2 separate regions of the Homo sapiens genome follow, and region 1 is linked to region 2. A link is an interaction called in ENCODE POLR2A ChIA-PET data of the cell type or tissue named here. Cell type or tissue: GM12878. All regions are shown on one strand. Each heading gives the region's core, and the rest is flanking DNA. Links, peaks and the distances in the headings are about the cores only.

Region 1 (7,888 bases), core at 1,539-6,538, 80 kb after region 2:
CTCGGGAGGTTGAGGCAGGAGAATGGTGTGAACCCGGGAGGCGGAGCTTGCAGTGAGCCGAGATAGTGCCACTGCACTCCAGCCTGGGCGACAGAGCGAGACTATGTCTCAAAAAAAAAAGTTGGTTGTTGAAGTTGCTTATAATTCTTTTGAATAACCACAGTGGTGCTAAATTACCATCTTTGAGGATGAATTTGATTCTTTGAACTAATCTATTAAAATATTTTCTATTATAGCAAATAAAGGGAACTAAACTGTAATGACACACGTGTTCTTGTGAACATTGCACACTGGTTCTGAAGGTAAAAGACGAGTACTTATTCTGAGCAGTCAGCATCACTGGAGTGAGTCCCAAAGAGGGTGACTTGGAAGGGGTCAAGGAGTACTTTTTTAGACATTAAGTTCTGGCACTTCTGTTTTAAAGTTAGTATGCGTTCACCTGGTGAATCTTGTATTTTTTTGTTTGTTTGTTTGTTTGTTTTTAACATAACTGACAAATCCATACTGTTGCTTATGAGTCTGTGATGTGGTGCCCAGCATTAGAATGTACACCAGAAGAATTAGCACTAATGGAAGTGATTCATTCCCTCTTTTCAGGAATTCATCATCAAAAAAAGAAGCTCAGTATTGATATGAAGAATGCTAACAAAGACATAGCTAGAGCTTTCTGTGTGCCCATGTTAATAAAGGCTGTCAACTAAGGTGGAGATTTGTATTGAACATTTCATCAGATCAACTTAGAAAAGTTTTATATTGTTGTCAAAAGTTACATTTAGAACTTCTTTCCAGAATGGTCTCATCAGGAAAGAGTCTGTGAATTTAATGGACATAATTGCAATTGTAATCATGAATTTAATAGTCTTGCTACCATAGTTGCACTAGTGAGCACAGTAATTGCAGTAATCTTTTGAGAACTAATTGTATGATGGACACAGTGCATATATCATCTTTAAGTTATATAACTACTCTGCAAGGTATGTATTATTGTATGTATTTTACAGACTTGGAAACTGAGCCTTAGAAGGAATAAATTACTTGGCAAAGATCACACTGCTATTAAACAGCACAGATGGGGTTCAAACCTGTTTATTTTAAACCTGTATCAAACCTTACTGTGTTTCTCATTCATGTAAAGAGCCTCATGTCAGTGGCCAGGCATATAAAGCCATAGCTAGCCAATGAATCTGTTCCTCTTAGTGTTGGGTATAATTTTTAGATCTTTGACTCCTCAGTTCTTCCTTGCTATTTTTATTGAGGCTGACAAGTTCTTTCTTTATTATTAGAGAAGATCTCTATATTTATTTATTTGGTGTTTGTTCCATCTCCTCCTGTCTTTTTTTTTTTTTTTTGAGACGGAGTCTTGCTCTGTCGCCCAGGTTGGAGTGCAGTGGCGTGATCTCGGCTCACTGCAAACTCCGCCTCCCGGGTTCACGTCATTCTCTGCCTCAGCCTCCTGAGTAGCTGGGACCACAGGCACCCGCCACCACGCCTGGCTAATTTTTTTTTTTTTTTGTATTTTTAGTAGAGACAGGGTTTCACTGTGTTAGCCAGGATGGTCTCGATCTCCTGACCCTGTGATCTGCCCGTCTCAGCCACCCAAAATGCTGGGATTAGAGGCGTGAGCCACCACTGCTGGCCAATCATCTCCTCCTTTCTTAATCTCCGTAACACCGCCCTGTCCCTTTATGCTTTGGGTAACTTGAGGTTTCTGTCTATGGTTCAGGTAACTGAGGTGACACTGCCTCTCATGGTACCTCAGTGCATGCATGGAGCCATATCACAATTATTAATCTCATCTCAGAATTAACATTGAGGCCTCAGGTGATGAAAGTTAATTTAGGTTCCTGTTTTATCAATGTTGTCTTCTTGGAGCCACACGTTCTTCACATAACATGAGCAATAGTTGCATTCTAGCTGGTAAAAGTCGGGTATTTTTATTTGGGGCCCTTCTCTGAAGGGAAAGAAAGCAAAAAGTTCTATTTCTAGCCTGTTTATTCTAAAATGCTAAGAAATGGAAAAACAAAAGTAAACACATTGTTCTGAATGACTTCTTCTTGGAAAAAGGAAGGCCCTTTGCTGGCCATATTTTATTATTCTGTGAATTATATGAATCCTCCAGTAGTTGTTGAACTGGACATGTGGACAATGTAGCAATTCTGATCATTAAGCATTAGGTGTCCATAGTTCTGGTATAATGCCTTTGTTGGATCAAAGCGTGTGTGACTGGAGGGAGGCCTTTGTTGCCTGGCTCAGAGCAGGGCCAAGAAATCATTTGGTGTCTCGTTTAGTCCTTCCAGGCAAATTAATCCTTCACTTTTGAGGAGAGGTAAGAAGGGGTTAGGGAGGAGAGATGGAGAGAGAAGGTGGGTTACTCTAATACTGTTGCCGCCTGGGAAACAGACTAGGTATCTCTTCCTGAAAACATAATGGAGGGCAAAATTTTAAGGGTTCACCACCCCAATCCTTCATAGTGGAAATACTGCTCTTAAAATTTTTTTTCTCTTAAGGTAATTTTCTGTGTTGCTATTTTCTCTTTCCTTTTTGTTTTTGGTAAAAAAGAGAAGAGATGACTGGACTTTTCTATGTCTTGTGTGTGAAGAAGAGACTAACTAGTGGAAATCAAGAAATGGCCTTTCTGAGACATGTAACTAATTAGATTCTTTCTGCTTATGACAGGTGATGGAACTGTACTGGAACAATGGGAGAAGCTGGTAGCTTATAGGAAGCCAAGATGACCAGAATGTTTTTAAATAATCCGTAAGTTAATGTTCTTGGCCTTTTGGAATTCTTTTAACTACTGGGTAAATTTTCTTTAAGGAACCATGGTAAAAGGATAGCACAATCAACTAACTTGAGTGCAAAAGAGAAACTATTTTATAAAGTAAATATCCAAACACGTCAAACAATTGATGCTAACTTTGATAAATCTTATTTTGCGTACTTCTTTCTTGATAGGGTGTGTCATTTTAAGTTGAGTGTGTCAATTTGGTGGACAGAGCATAAGTATTTGAAGAATTAAGAGAATTCCCTGCACATGGTCAGCATTTAAATTAAGCTTGGAATAACCCTTAGGATATGCAGATATTTTTGGTCCTAGTGGTTTCCTTGGGCTCCATTTCTCACTCACGTATTTTTTTCTGTGGGCATATTTTGAAGTAAATATGAACAAATTTGGTGAATATGATTAAAATTGAGTTCTTTGTCTACATCTTCTCCATATCCCTCTTCATGTATGCTACTTTTATGTACATCAGAGGCTATTAATGTTTGCTAATTATCTGACAGTTACATATGGTTGATTTTGGTTTCACTGTGATAACAATAATGTTAGTAAGTGGGGTAGCTTAGTGGAAAGATCATATATTTTTGAGTCAGACAATCCTAGGCCTCACTCTTGCTCTTGTGCTTTTTAGTAGTTACTCAACCTCTCAGAACCTTAGTCAACTCATCTGTATATTGGATTTGATACTATCTCTCATAAAATTAAAGTTTGTGGAAAGTACTTTGTGCTATGACTGGCACAGTATAGTTACTGGCACAATAAATCATATTTACTTTTCTTCCTTATATTTGTGTCATGATTTATAATCTATAGGCCTTTATTCTATCTCAAAAGATTGGCCAGCTCAAGTTCCTTACCTATTGCCAAGCTGTGGTGATTAACATTATAGGTAGTATCTGCAGGTAGATGTTAACAAGCTGGCAATGTCAGAAGGAGGGGTTGTCATGTTTGCAGGTTTCCATTGTGTAAGTACCACTGCTGTGGCTGGCTCATTTTAAACTACCAGCAAAAGTCACTGAAAGCGAGGCTGGGAAGTCTTATGTAGTAGCACAGCATTATATAGTTTCTACCAACCAGATACAGTAGTTACAAATCACCTCAAGAGCATGCTTAACAGTAAAATAATAGGAAGTGATGAGATTTGAGTATTTATTACCTTTGTTTTTAGTATGATTTATTTTAATTTTGTTTATATAATTTAACTTTTAATAATGACTGTGTTTAACAACCAGCTTGCTAAAAATTTTGAGAATTTAACAATTGGTTCTAGTGGCCTGGTATAAGTTGGCTCTAATACACCACTAATTGTAGGTTTCCTGTTGTGAAGACATTTCTAAGCCACAATTCTTTAATTATCTGCCTCAGCCGTGGTGGTAAGAGTTTCATTTGATGAATAAAAACAAGGTTTGGTTTTGAGTCAGTGCTTGCTGTAACTCAAGTTGTCATGCTCATATTGTTTCTGGAATTGAAAATAGATGCCAAAACCAATTTAGAATTTAGAACAGTTTCTTGAGTTGTTGACTCAGCTTCATAACTGACCCCTGGCATCGCTTGCCTATTCTGGCTGTTAAACTGATCTCCAAGTGCTAGTATTGGCGATCAGTCATTCTGCTCACTGCCTATTGAACTTCCTTCTCTCCCTTCCCCATATTCCTTCAAATCTTAAATTCCTTCAGGTAGTGGTGCTACAGAGACAAGTAGTCAGGATTCCTCCCAACTAAGCATTCCATGCAGCTTTGCTTTTGATTCAAAATTAAGTTTTAATGGAAACCCAATTGCCTCTAGGGAGAGAGTAAAAACAAAACAAAACCTGGGCAGTTTAAGGTTCATCTTGGCTTGATTAAAATCTTAGGGAGTGAAATGGAGGAAAAAAACGAAACCAGATCAGACATCTCAATGTTTCTTCTAGAAGCAACTTCTTCAGTTTTCTAACTTGCCCTTTAGAAGGAAGCAATCGAACCCTGAAATTGCTAAGTAACAGCTAAGATTGTGTTTGTTGTTTTTACTTTAAATCTCACCCACCTAGTTCTCAAAACACATTTTTTATTGAACCTTACAAAAATGCCTTGGATATTTCAAAACATTTGCTTGTGTCAGTTCTTTGAATCAGACTTACATAATTGTAAAACATTCATTTCCCCGATTTCCTCTTAAAACAAAAGGTATTTATAGTTCCCGCTGAGTCAGGGATGGACTTGGATTACTGCAAAAGTAATCTGTGTTCATTTCAAGAGGAAGCTCGTGGTTAAAATCTGAGAGACTTGCCTTTGGATTATGAAATAATTACCTTTGGCTTAATTTAAATAAGTGTGTCTTTGTACTTTGAAAGCAAACATGGAAATAATAATTTAATACAGAAATTTTATTATAGATATAACATTCTGACTTATATTATCATCTCTCTTAACAGAATGGGCCTTATGTGGTTTCCAAACATCCCTTGTATAGAAGATTTCTTCATTAGAGAGATGCTATGTGTATAGTCTTTAGATGCGCAAATTTTATAGCGTTGCATTATGTTCATATCAACAAACTCATGTTTGTTGATATAAACAAAAATATGTTTACTAGATACTTGGGACTCGTTGCTTTTGACGATACATTTCAGTACAAATAAGACAGACTTATTGCACTTTAGGAATTGATAATCAAACCTGAAAAGAGAAAACTATAATTTCAAACTGAATGTGGTAGGTATTATAAAAGACATATAAAATACTCAGAAAACAGAAGAGAAAGAGAAATTACCTGGGTGGCAAGAGGAGTGGGCTAGATCAGGGATGAGATTCAGGAGCAGATGATATGTGGATTAGATATTTAATGATTAATGCCTTTTTATTAAAGTACCTTTTATGAAACTATAAAAGTTAACATTGCTAATTGGATAGAACTTTAGAATGCAAAAACTATTTTGCATTTGCAAAACTATTTTGCATGGCAGTGAAAATGCTAACAATTAACATTGCTTTTTTTTTTTTTTGTATTCTGCCATACTTTTCTATGCCGAGATTAGATACATGCTTTATTTTCCCTCTAAAATGGGTCTGGTTATTACTATTGTTTTGAAATCGGCTTCAGTTGACAATATAGTAAGATGATGCCACAGCAATAAATATACATCTACATAATTGTAGATGTATACATAATATATAGCATTCCATGTGTACGTAGTCTATAATGTTGCATATTACTGGACATTTTTGTTTTCAACTTTTCATTTTTGTAAAGTGTGCTGTAATGAACATCTTTGGTAACATCATGGTGCACTCATTCAGTTATCTGGATGAGACCTTTGAACAGAGTTGGGAGGAGTGCTTAGGGGACACTCTAGGTAGAAGGAACAGTTTGAGCAGAAAGGAACAGTCTGAACAGAGATGGTAGAGGAAGATCATGTTTTGGGAAAAGGCTAGAACTATAGTTTAGTAGAATGAAAAGAAGATAATACTGCTAATTAGGGCTAGAAAAAGAAAATAGAGGGTCTTTGATACCAAGCCTTTAATTTATTCTTAGTTGGGTGTCATTTTGGAATCTATGTTATACTTTAAATGAATGACCCTGAATAGCTTCAATTGTTCTTAATTTTTCTTATTTGGGGAAGAAATAAAATAGTTCCAAATGCTCAAGAAAGAATAGATCTTTTAAAATTCTTGAGAGATTTAAGAAACTAACCAGGACATAAACAAGTAATTGAAGTCATGAGAAAAGAGTATGTGTGTGTGTGTGTGTGTGTGTGTGTGTGTGTGTGTGTGTGTGTGTATGTGTAGAAAAAACTATAAGAGTAGAGGTTTTTAAAAGTGAAGGAAAGTTCATTAATTTATTTTCTACACTTAATGAATTTTAACAAATTCTTTATAATTAAAAGTTAAGGACAATTTGGAAAAGAAGTGAGTTTGGGGATGCATGTCATAATTTAATAATAGTAATGCCTTATATTTACTGAGTTGCTTAATTATGAGGCTATGTTCTAAGAAATGTGTCCTCAGGCAATATTGTTGTTGTGTCAACATAATAGAGTGTACTTACACAAATCTAGATGGTGTAGCCTACTACAAACCTAGGCTATATGGTATAGGCTGTGGCTCCTAGGCTGCTGCAAACCTGTATAGCATGTTGCTCTACTGAATACTATAGGCACTTGTAACCAAATGGTAAGTATTTGTGTATCTAAACATAGAAAAGTATAGGAAAAATATAATCTTACGGAACCACTGCCTTTTGTGTGTCCCTTGTTGACCAAAACATTGTTATGCAGTGCATGACTATACCTGTCTGTGCTTGTGTGTTTTAAATACAAACAGTCCCCAATTTACAATGATTCGACTTAATGATTTCTTGACTTCATGATGGTGCAAAAGCAATACACCTTCAGTAGAAACCATACTTCAAGTACCCATACAGCCATTCTATTTTAACTTTCAGTACAGTATTCAATAATTTAAAAACAATATTCAATACTTGAATAAATAGGTTTTTTGTTGGATTATTTTACCCAACTTTAGGCTAACGTAAGTGTTCTGAGCATGTTTAAGGTGGGCTCAGCTAAGCTATGGTGTTAGGTATGTTAGGTGTAGTAAATGCATTTTTGATGATGGGTTTATTAGGATGTAACCTTTTCCTAAATTGGGGAGCCTCTGTTAATCATTGTACTTAGTCTCATAACAGTCTTCTTAGGAAGCATCTGGGATTATCTGCATTTTGCAGGTGACTGAAAGGCTGACTTCCCTAAGGTGGGTGAGAGAGTACCAGATTTGGTGTTGTAGTTCAGGCACTGCTGAGGCCTTGAAACATTGCTAGGATAGTTGTAAAGATAGTAAGACAGTATCTGAAAGATTATGAGAACAGCATAAAGTACCACAGAAATGGAGGGGCTGCTTTTTATAACAGGACAGCTTCTATCATTACGGGGGGAAGAAAGCTCAGCTCTAGCCATTTTCCATTCTTTTTGTGGCAGCTCATATTATTGTCAGAACACTTGCTGCTCCTTTCTGCCCACCTTCCATCCCTGTGAAAGGATTATACTCTCCTACTCTACAGAAGGCTGATGCCCCATGGCTAGCTTGGCCAAATAAATCCTCTAGGATTTATTTTGGCAGTGAAATGTCAGTG
Region 2 (7,888 bases), core at 1,949-6,948:
AAATGATTTTTAAAAATCAGTTGTCTCTAAGTACTCTTTATCAATTTATTACTTTCCTTTATTTCACCTAAGGATAAAGAAAATAGTGCAAGAGTGATCTTTTTGAAAGCTAGCTAAACATATGACATACTATATCCTTACACTTTTGCCGGGGTTCTTTTTGTAGTTAATCTATTGAATATTTACTCCCTTGGAAACTGAAATTACCACTCTTGGAATAACTCATTAGAACAGAGTACTTATTCAGCACCAATTTGTTATGCCTCCCAATCTATTTTCTGTCACAATGCCATTTTTCTTTCTATGCAGAGTCTTAGATATAAACGAGTCAGTTGTGGGTCTCTGCCTGTGGATGTGTTTCTTCTTCACATGGAATGCAGAAAATTGATGTTTGCTGTTGTGAATTAGAGGCATCATCTCTGTAAGCTCCATGTTCTTACATTCTGCATCCCCTTAATAGGCATAGAAAGCAGCATGAAATTTTTGGTCTGTAGAATGCTAAGTTGCCTTGGGCTTTGGCACATGAAAAAAGTATTTCAAAGTGGATGTCAAGTGAGGTTGCTGATTTAACAGTTTTTTTTTAATTATTATTCCTTCTGCAGCAGAATAATTACCAATAGACAACCATATGTTTTTAGAGGCTACACAGATCTGACAAGTGTGTGTGTGGATTTTGTGATGAAAGTAATACATTAGGCATGTCTCTAATTTGCAGTCTCTTTGCTTTGTAGATTACAGGTAGGATATTTGTAATACTAGTCTAATTATAGGAAAGACAGGCACTGAAAACATTTCTAGGAAATGCCGAGCTCTGCGATGAGAGATTCTTTGAGGAATTGCCTGGTATTGGCTCTATACTTTCATTTGAAAAATAAAAATATCAGAAAATTGTGTAGCTTTTCCTTGCTTTGATAGCAAATTCTAATGGGTAGTAACTTCCAACTGTGTCCTTGTATTCTTGGGTTTTTCTTGGCGGTCAGTTCAGTCACTGCTGCTAGTTTTTGCTTTCCAAATGGTTGGAAAGCTGAGCACTCCAGAAGCTTCACCTGGGGAGCTGGGGAGGTGATGGAGTAGTACTGGAGATGCTTGTCAGGGATGGCCAGTGCTTCCTGAGTGAGCTTTGCCTAGCCTTCTGTGCCAGTGGAGCCATCAGGCTCTATGGCACACTGCTCAGGCAAAGGGAAAGACATCTCATTGCCACTGCTCCAGTTCTGTTGTCCTGGGCCGGGGACTTGATTTGGCAAAGCAGTAACTGGCCCTTTGAACTTGTCAGTTCTCTGTAAATGGGTCCCTTTGAAGGTTATGAGTTGCATGATTAGCATGATTTTTAACAGAATTCACCTGAGTGCTGTTTCTTTTCCACAGTGAAGTTGGATTCTGGTCGTATCAAAACAATGCAGAGACACAGCCCAAGAGTGCTGTCTTTCATAGGTTTATGTCAGTTAGGGTGCTAAAAGGTGAGGCTTGACAGTCATTGTCAAGACAAGTGACCAGGCTCTGATGTATGACCCAGAGCAGTGTTCCTGTGTCTCCAGTACTTTAGTCACAATCGTGTTCCTCTGCAGTGAGCAGGGTTACTCATCTCTCTTTGACTTGGCACTGGGACACTTGGCCATTTGTAACATTTTGCTCCATTCTCACAAAAGATAATGAGTTAGTCTGTTTCTAAATAAGGTTTTGAAAAGTTAGGATTATTTTAATCACCTTCCTCTCCAACCTGTTCTTCCTCCTGCTCACCAGATTCATATGTGAGTGCTTGTTGTATCTTCTGTTTGATGCGTGCAAAAAATTCCTACAGAATAACTTTTTTGGCCCTTGCCACAGTCTGGGAGTTCAGAGACTGGTGCATGGGACAGAGGGAGCTATAACAGGTTCATCAGTAGCCAGACTGCCTGGGTTCAAGTTGAAGATCTACTGATAGTCTGTAGGACTTTGGTTAATCACTTAGCTTTGCTGAGTTTTGCTTTTCCCCACCTAATAACTACCTTAATCTGTTTATATGCTACAGCAGTGGTTCTTAAGCATTTTGGTTTTAGGACCCCTCTATACTTTTAAAAATTATTGAGGACCTTAAAGAACTTTGTTTATGATATCTAGCATATTGTGGTAGCAGAATAATGGTCTAATGGCCCCCAAAGATGTGGCATGACCTAGTTCCCAGTAGCTGTGAATATATTACCTTACATGGCAAAAGACTATAGATGTGATTAAGCTCAGGATCTTGAGATAGGGAGCACATCCTGAATTGTCCAGGTGGGCCCTATGTAATCATAAGAGCCATATGAGACTTTTAGCACTGCTGGGTTAGAGCATAGCCACGTAGCCACTCCTAGCTGCAAAAGAGTCCGGGAACTATGGTTCTTTTTCTGGGTATCAGTTAAAAGAACTGGCGGTTTTGTTATAAGGAAGAAAGGGAGAATGGATATTAAGGGATATTTAACAATCTCAAAGACTTATCGTGTCAAGGTTTGGTATACATGGTAGGTAGACAATCACCAGAATGTTAGTTTTTCTTCTCCTCGCCCTTTTATGAGTTTGGAAAAATGGACATTTCATTCAGACTGCATCATTTAGAAATACCTATGACAAAACACAACGACATGTTGGCACAGGCGTAATTGCCATGAACTGCATTTTTGGTATTTGCAGATAAATTATATGAAATATCTTTTTTTTGGTGCTCACAGGCAACTTTTTGATATCTTGTTTGGGTCTTTTGAACTTAACAATATGCCTCCTTTCCTTTGGTAGGAGGAAAGTTGGAATTGAAATGAGATTTAAGACTCAGCTTTGATTCATAACTATTCTTCATGGGTTTGAAAATACATGAAGTGTGACGTTTTCTTCGGGGTCATTTTGTGAACAGTCTCTGCTGGTCCCTGGCAGTGTCCTGTTGTTGAAGAATAACCCAGTTCTAGTTTCTGATGTGAAACAGCCATTAGGAATATTTGTGCTAAAGTACCTTATATTTTTAAAAAATGTTTATAAATACTATGAAACAGTCTGGGTCTAAATGGCTTAATTTTGAGCTTAATATAAACCTGAATGCTGATTTTATTAATTGATGAATATGCATTTAATGCATTTTTAGTGCTATCCTCATCTTTAGATACATTATTGTAATAGCTTTTGAGTGAATGAGGGCTTGGAGATATTAACATCCTATCTGGTCTGGAGCTATTATTTCAGTCTCTGGATTAGAAGAAGTCTTTGTGTCATTCACACCTGGGAGTGTCCATTTCCTAGCTAAACTGGTTGGGAAGGGCAGTTTTGGCTTGGGATGGGGGTGGAGAGGAAGTGTTGAAGGTAGTTTTGAAGCCTCAAAGACTCCTAGGGGGAAGGGGCACTTGTTTGGGAGCTACAACTGGTCCTTGGGGTGGCCAGAGGGCTGCACCAGTGTCTGGTGACCTTTCCAAACTGGAGCTGAAAGGGGCACTTCTACCTACTTCGCTGTTTTTCCCAGGGACCATTGAAAACCATCTTGCGGTTGCCAGTTTCTGTTTTACTTTGTGGTTCACTGTGTTACCAGGAAGCAAGGTTCTTCTTGGTTGAAACCTTAGTGAGGACAGAGAGAGTATAAGCAATTGGTGTAACTGAAACTTGAGTGACTGGGGACCTACTGGTACTTAACACCTTGCATCCAAGAAGCTCAGTGTTTTTGGAAAATAGCATTGTAATGGTAGCATTTGTTACCCACATGAGGCATACTACAAAAATTACAAGTGAAACTTGTGGAAGGATGTCCCTACTTCATTTTGTGGTGTATTTCAGCCCTCTATCTGGGAGCTCTCAGGGCTAGCTGTCTTCAAGACTTGTAGTGGGTAAGTGTGGCTGGCTGCAGGGTCCCCCATCTCCTTTCCATAGTCCATGTGTTACCCCGGGTACTGCAAGGTGGCAAAGGCCAAGGTGCTGGTTAAGAGGAAGTCCTGCTGAAAAACCAGTGGTTTTGGAAATATGAGCTGGAATAATTTTCTGATAGTTTTAAATTTATGTTGTAAAACAGTGTTTGATTTGGGAGTTCTTGCGTTTACTAATCACTAAACCATTTCTACATGTGGAAGCTCAATTAATGCAGGGCCAAGAACAGTGTCTTTTTTTCCCATAAACTCTTGGGCAGCCTGCGAACTTCCTCATAGCTGGATCAGAAGGCATTGCAGGATAGGACCCAGCCCTCATGGACTGGCAAACCCAGGTCATTGCCTTGTGCACAGAGGGACTCCAGAGGGTTTTGGAACTGGTATGTGAGTTGACGTCCTTGATCTCATTTCTTATTAATTTCCTAGCTGACTTCCATAGCAGCTGTTGCAAATACTTGCTTCTTTTTGAGCTCCTGGTCTCCCATAGCCCTGCTCTTGGCAAATGTCCATATAAACAAAGTCATGAAGACAGAGAGAGAGCCCTTTCTCTCTCTCCTTTCTGCTTCAGGGTATGTCTGGTTTTTTTTCTCTGACAGGTGCTAGCTTGGTTCTGAGTGCTATCATGTATGGAGAAGTCTTGTTTCCTACTCCCTCACACCATCTCCTTCTGTCCTGCGTCTGCCCTCTCTCAGGTGCCCAAGTACCCTGTTGCCATATTCAGCTACTCTGTGGTATGCTTCTTGAACCGGATAGCCTTCCCCATGCCTTTGATTGGTATCTTTCCTATTATGACCCATCTGTTTCACAATCCACTCCCTCAAAGCCCTACTATGGACATTGTAATCTGAAATCATACCTTGTATGTGAACATTCACTGAATGTTTATTGACATCTACTGTGTGCGTGGGAGCTGAGGGTACAGATGCCAGGAGATACGGAGATGAGTCAGACTTCTGAGATTATTAGTATAGAATGGAGAGAGAGACATGGGACAAATAGCATTAGAGATTAATGACAAAATTATGTACAGGTTAGAAGGGAAGAGGGGCAGTTTACCTTGAAGAATTTTATAAGTGTGGATCCCTCAGACAAGAGGAGAGGGTCATGCCAGAGCCAAAAGCCAGTGATGGATTACTGTGTCCCCACTTTCTGATAAGATTTCATTGTGACTCATCTAGAGCAGAGGGAGACCTCTGTAACTACAAGATCTCTAGTAGTAGCGTTTGGCTCACTGTGGCAGGTGGTTGCAAAGAACCTTTTAAGGCAGAAATAGGCCTATGGGTGTCCTAAGGTAACATCACATGGATAATTGCCAACTCTGTATATCTTTTGGGCTGGACTCTGACTTAAGGAGAAGTTAAGAAGTCTTCAGTGAATTTCTTAAGCCCTGAGCATCTTTGTATTCTGCTTTAAGAACTTGTTGGTTTCTGTGTTTCATACTCAATGGCTCTGGCACTTGGATGACCTGGTCCCACAGAAGGCCTTGAATACTGAGTCTGAGGATGGGGCTTGCTTACAAGGACCTTCCTCACTGTCTTAACCAGATTGTGTTTTAACCTTTCATCTCACTTTTTACTTTTCATTCATGGATAGTGTCTGTCACTGTGTGTGTGTGTGTGTGTGTGTGTGTGTGTGTGTATGAATGAGTGAATGAATATTTCTCACACTCTAAATTCTTTTAAAGGCAGGAAGTACTGTTCTCTTGTTTGCTATTTTATCCACTCTGCCTCTACTGGGTCTGGCATATAATAAACAAAGAGTGAACAGGACAAACACCCATTCTGAAAAGTGAACTTCTCTGGCAATTGTGGTTTGTACATACCAGCTGGAGCATAGACAATTGGCTTTTTAATGTGGTAAGGGAAAAGGTCAAAAGAAAGTCCTCATCATTTACCAAAGTGCTTCCAGCAGATGATGTTTATAATCCCAAAAGGGTCTTTTCAATACATAATGTGCTTTGATGGAACAGATTTATATCCCGATTGTGGAAATTGTTATATAAATCTATATATGAGATAAAGTTTTATAGAATTGTATGTAAAAAAACCCAAACAAACAACAAAGAACATGTAAAAACTAGTGAAATCTGAACGTGGGCTGTAGTTTATTAATAGTAATAGTATTGTACCCAGTGTCAAGTTTGTGCTTTGATAATTGTATAGTTATTACGTAAGATATGGGGAGAAGCTGGGTGAAGGATACACAGGAACATTCTACAATGTTTGTATCTTCTATGTGAGTCTAGAGTTATTTCAAAATCAAAAGTAAAAAAAAAACACAGAGATACCACTACACATCTATTAAAATAAGTAAGAAGCAAACAAACAAAACAAAAACAGATAATACCAAGTACTGACAAAGATACAGAGCAACTAGAACTCTCCTACATTGCTGGTGAGAGTCTGAGAAGATATAGCCACTTTGGAAAATAGGTGGTGTTTACAAAGTTAAACATATACCATATAAGCGAGTAGTTTCACTCTTAAGTATTTATCCAAGAGAATTGAAAACCTCTATTCACACAAAAACCTGTAGGCTAATACTTCTAACAGCTTTATTCATAACTGCTAAAACTGGAAAAAATGTAATTGTCCTTCAACTAGTGAATGGATAAACAAACTGGTATGCCTATTAATGGAATACTGTTCATCAATAAGAAAGAACAACACAACTATTTGGCTGAATCTCAAACGCATTATGTTATGTGAAAGGAGCCAAACTCAAAAGAATCCATACTTTATGATTCAATTTAAATGACATTCTGGAAAAGGCAAGAGTATAGGGTTAGAAAATAGATCATGACTGCCAGGAGCATGTGATGGGGGAGAAGATTGACTACAAAGGGCATAGGGAAATTTTTGAGATAAATGAAATGTTCTATATCTTGATTGTGGTGGTGATTACATGACTGTGTGTGTTTGTCAAAACTCATTGAACTGTACACTTAAAAGATTGGATTACTGCATGCAAATTATACCTTATTAAGTCTGACTTTAAAATAAAAACACCACCAACAAAAATAAATAATTGATGATGCACTTTGGCTTAAATACCATCAAAGGATCATTTTGTTAGCTACTTGGATAAGGATTTGTTAAGTCATTAGTTATACAGAATGCCTCATTCAAATACAAAGGTGCAGCCCTTTCAGTACTCTGGCTTCTAATTGGGTGATGGAAATAGCTATTACTATAGAGGTGGATGCTCTAATGATCTTTGTTAAACAGAATGCTGCTGGAAGGTTAAAACAAAAGCTGCTGATTCTAGCGTTAGTGGAGATAGTGTTTAGTATACAATGTGCAGTCAAATTTCACTCTATCACCTCTCCTGATTCCTTTGCCATTAAAATATTCATCACTAGAGAAGAGTTGACTTTTCAGATCCGTTTTAATCTCAGCCATAACAAATGCACTGTGATATATATATGTGTATGTATATTTTCCTAGAATGGCTTATCAAATGTCTTACTGGAAAAACCAACATGTTTGATTTGGTGGGAGGAGGAATGGCTAATTTAATCACTCTCTAAAATACAATTCACAAATGTTTACAGCAAGAATTGGAGGGTTCTAACTGGAAATTTGAAGCTGTAGAGCTCTTAAACTGTGTTTCTTGATAATCAACATCCTTTATAAATCAAAGTAAAGATATGATTTTGAAAGAAGGCTTAAATTCCAAACTCTTGGCTGTGATTCGTGGGGTTGAAGGATATAACTTCTATCCTTTTGGGACAGATATCTCAACAATATGTATAAGATTACACAGTCTTTCCCCAACAGGAAATTTCTTGTTTATTTAAAACTGGGATTTACTAAATTGGTTTGAATTTAATGCTGTTCAGTAGTCAACTCAGTTGAGCAAGCACTTACCAATAATCATTAACTAGATGCCACATCTGTGATGAGGTGCTGAGTTTACACAGGCAAATGAGCCCCAAGCCCTGTTTTTAAGGAAATTACCATCCATCAGGGTGGACCAAACCATGTACAGCCAGCTAAACTTCAGCAACAGGGGAGATCTCTAAGGAGGAA

What was found. ChIA-PET counts read pairs that join two places held together with the same protein. Peaks named below come from ENCODE experiments on the same cell type or tissue, not always from the same donor. Only the 100,000 strongest peaks of a DNase experiment are listed, where the experiment ranks them.
Region 1: POLR2A ChIA-PET joins it to region 2 with 8 read pairs; 1 of 35 experiments calls an interaction of 5 or more read pairs at or near these places.

The regions. Positions count from the first base shown.
Region 1 is chr10:50,428,345-50,436,232 of GRCh38, reverse strand. SGMS1 (sphingomyelin synthase 1) reads left to right here. Exons shown (of 11, transcript NM_147156.4): 6 at 2,677-2,757. Among named protein-coding and RNA genes, the nearest start is that of ASAH2, 180 kb to the right of the region's middle. RefSeq lists an enhancer at 4,167-4,386. In GM12878, for the core only: no CTCF peak of the experiment used is centred there; DNase peaks (open chromatin) are centred at 3,818 and 4,192; H3K4me3 peaks cover 359 bases; H3K27ac peaks cover 1,737 bases.
Region 2 is chr10:50,508,856-50,516,743 of GRCh38, reverse strand. All of the region lies in intron 3 of SGMS1 (sphingomyelin synthase 1), which reads left to right. Among named protein-coding and RNA genes, the nearest start is that of SGMS1, 110 kb to the left of the region's middle. RefSeq lists an enhancer at 5,220-5,319 and a silencer at 5,501-5,795. In GM12878, for the core only: no CTCF peak of the experiment used is centred there; DNase peaks (open chromatin) are centred at 3,553, 4,643 and 5,073; H3K4me3 peaks cover 503 bases; H3K27ac peaks cover 2,791 bases.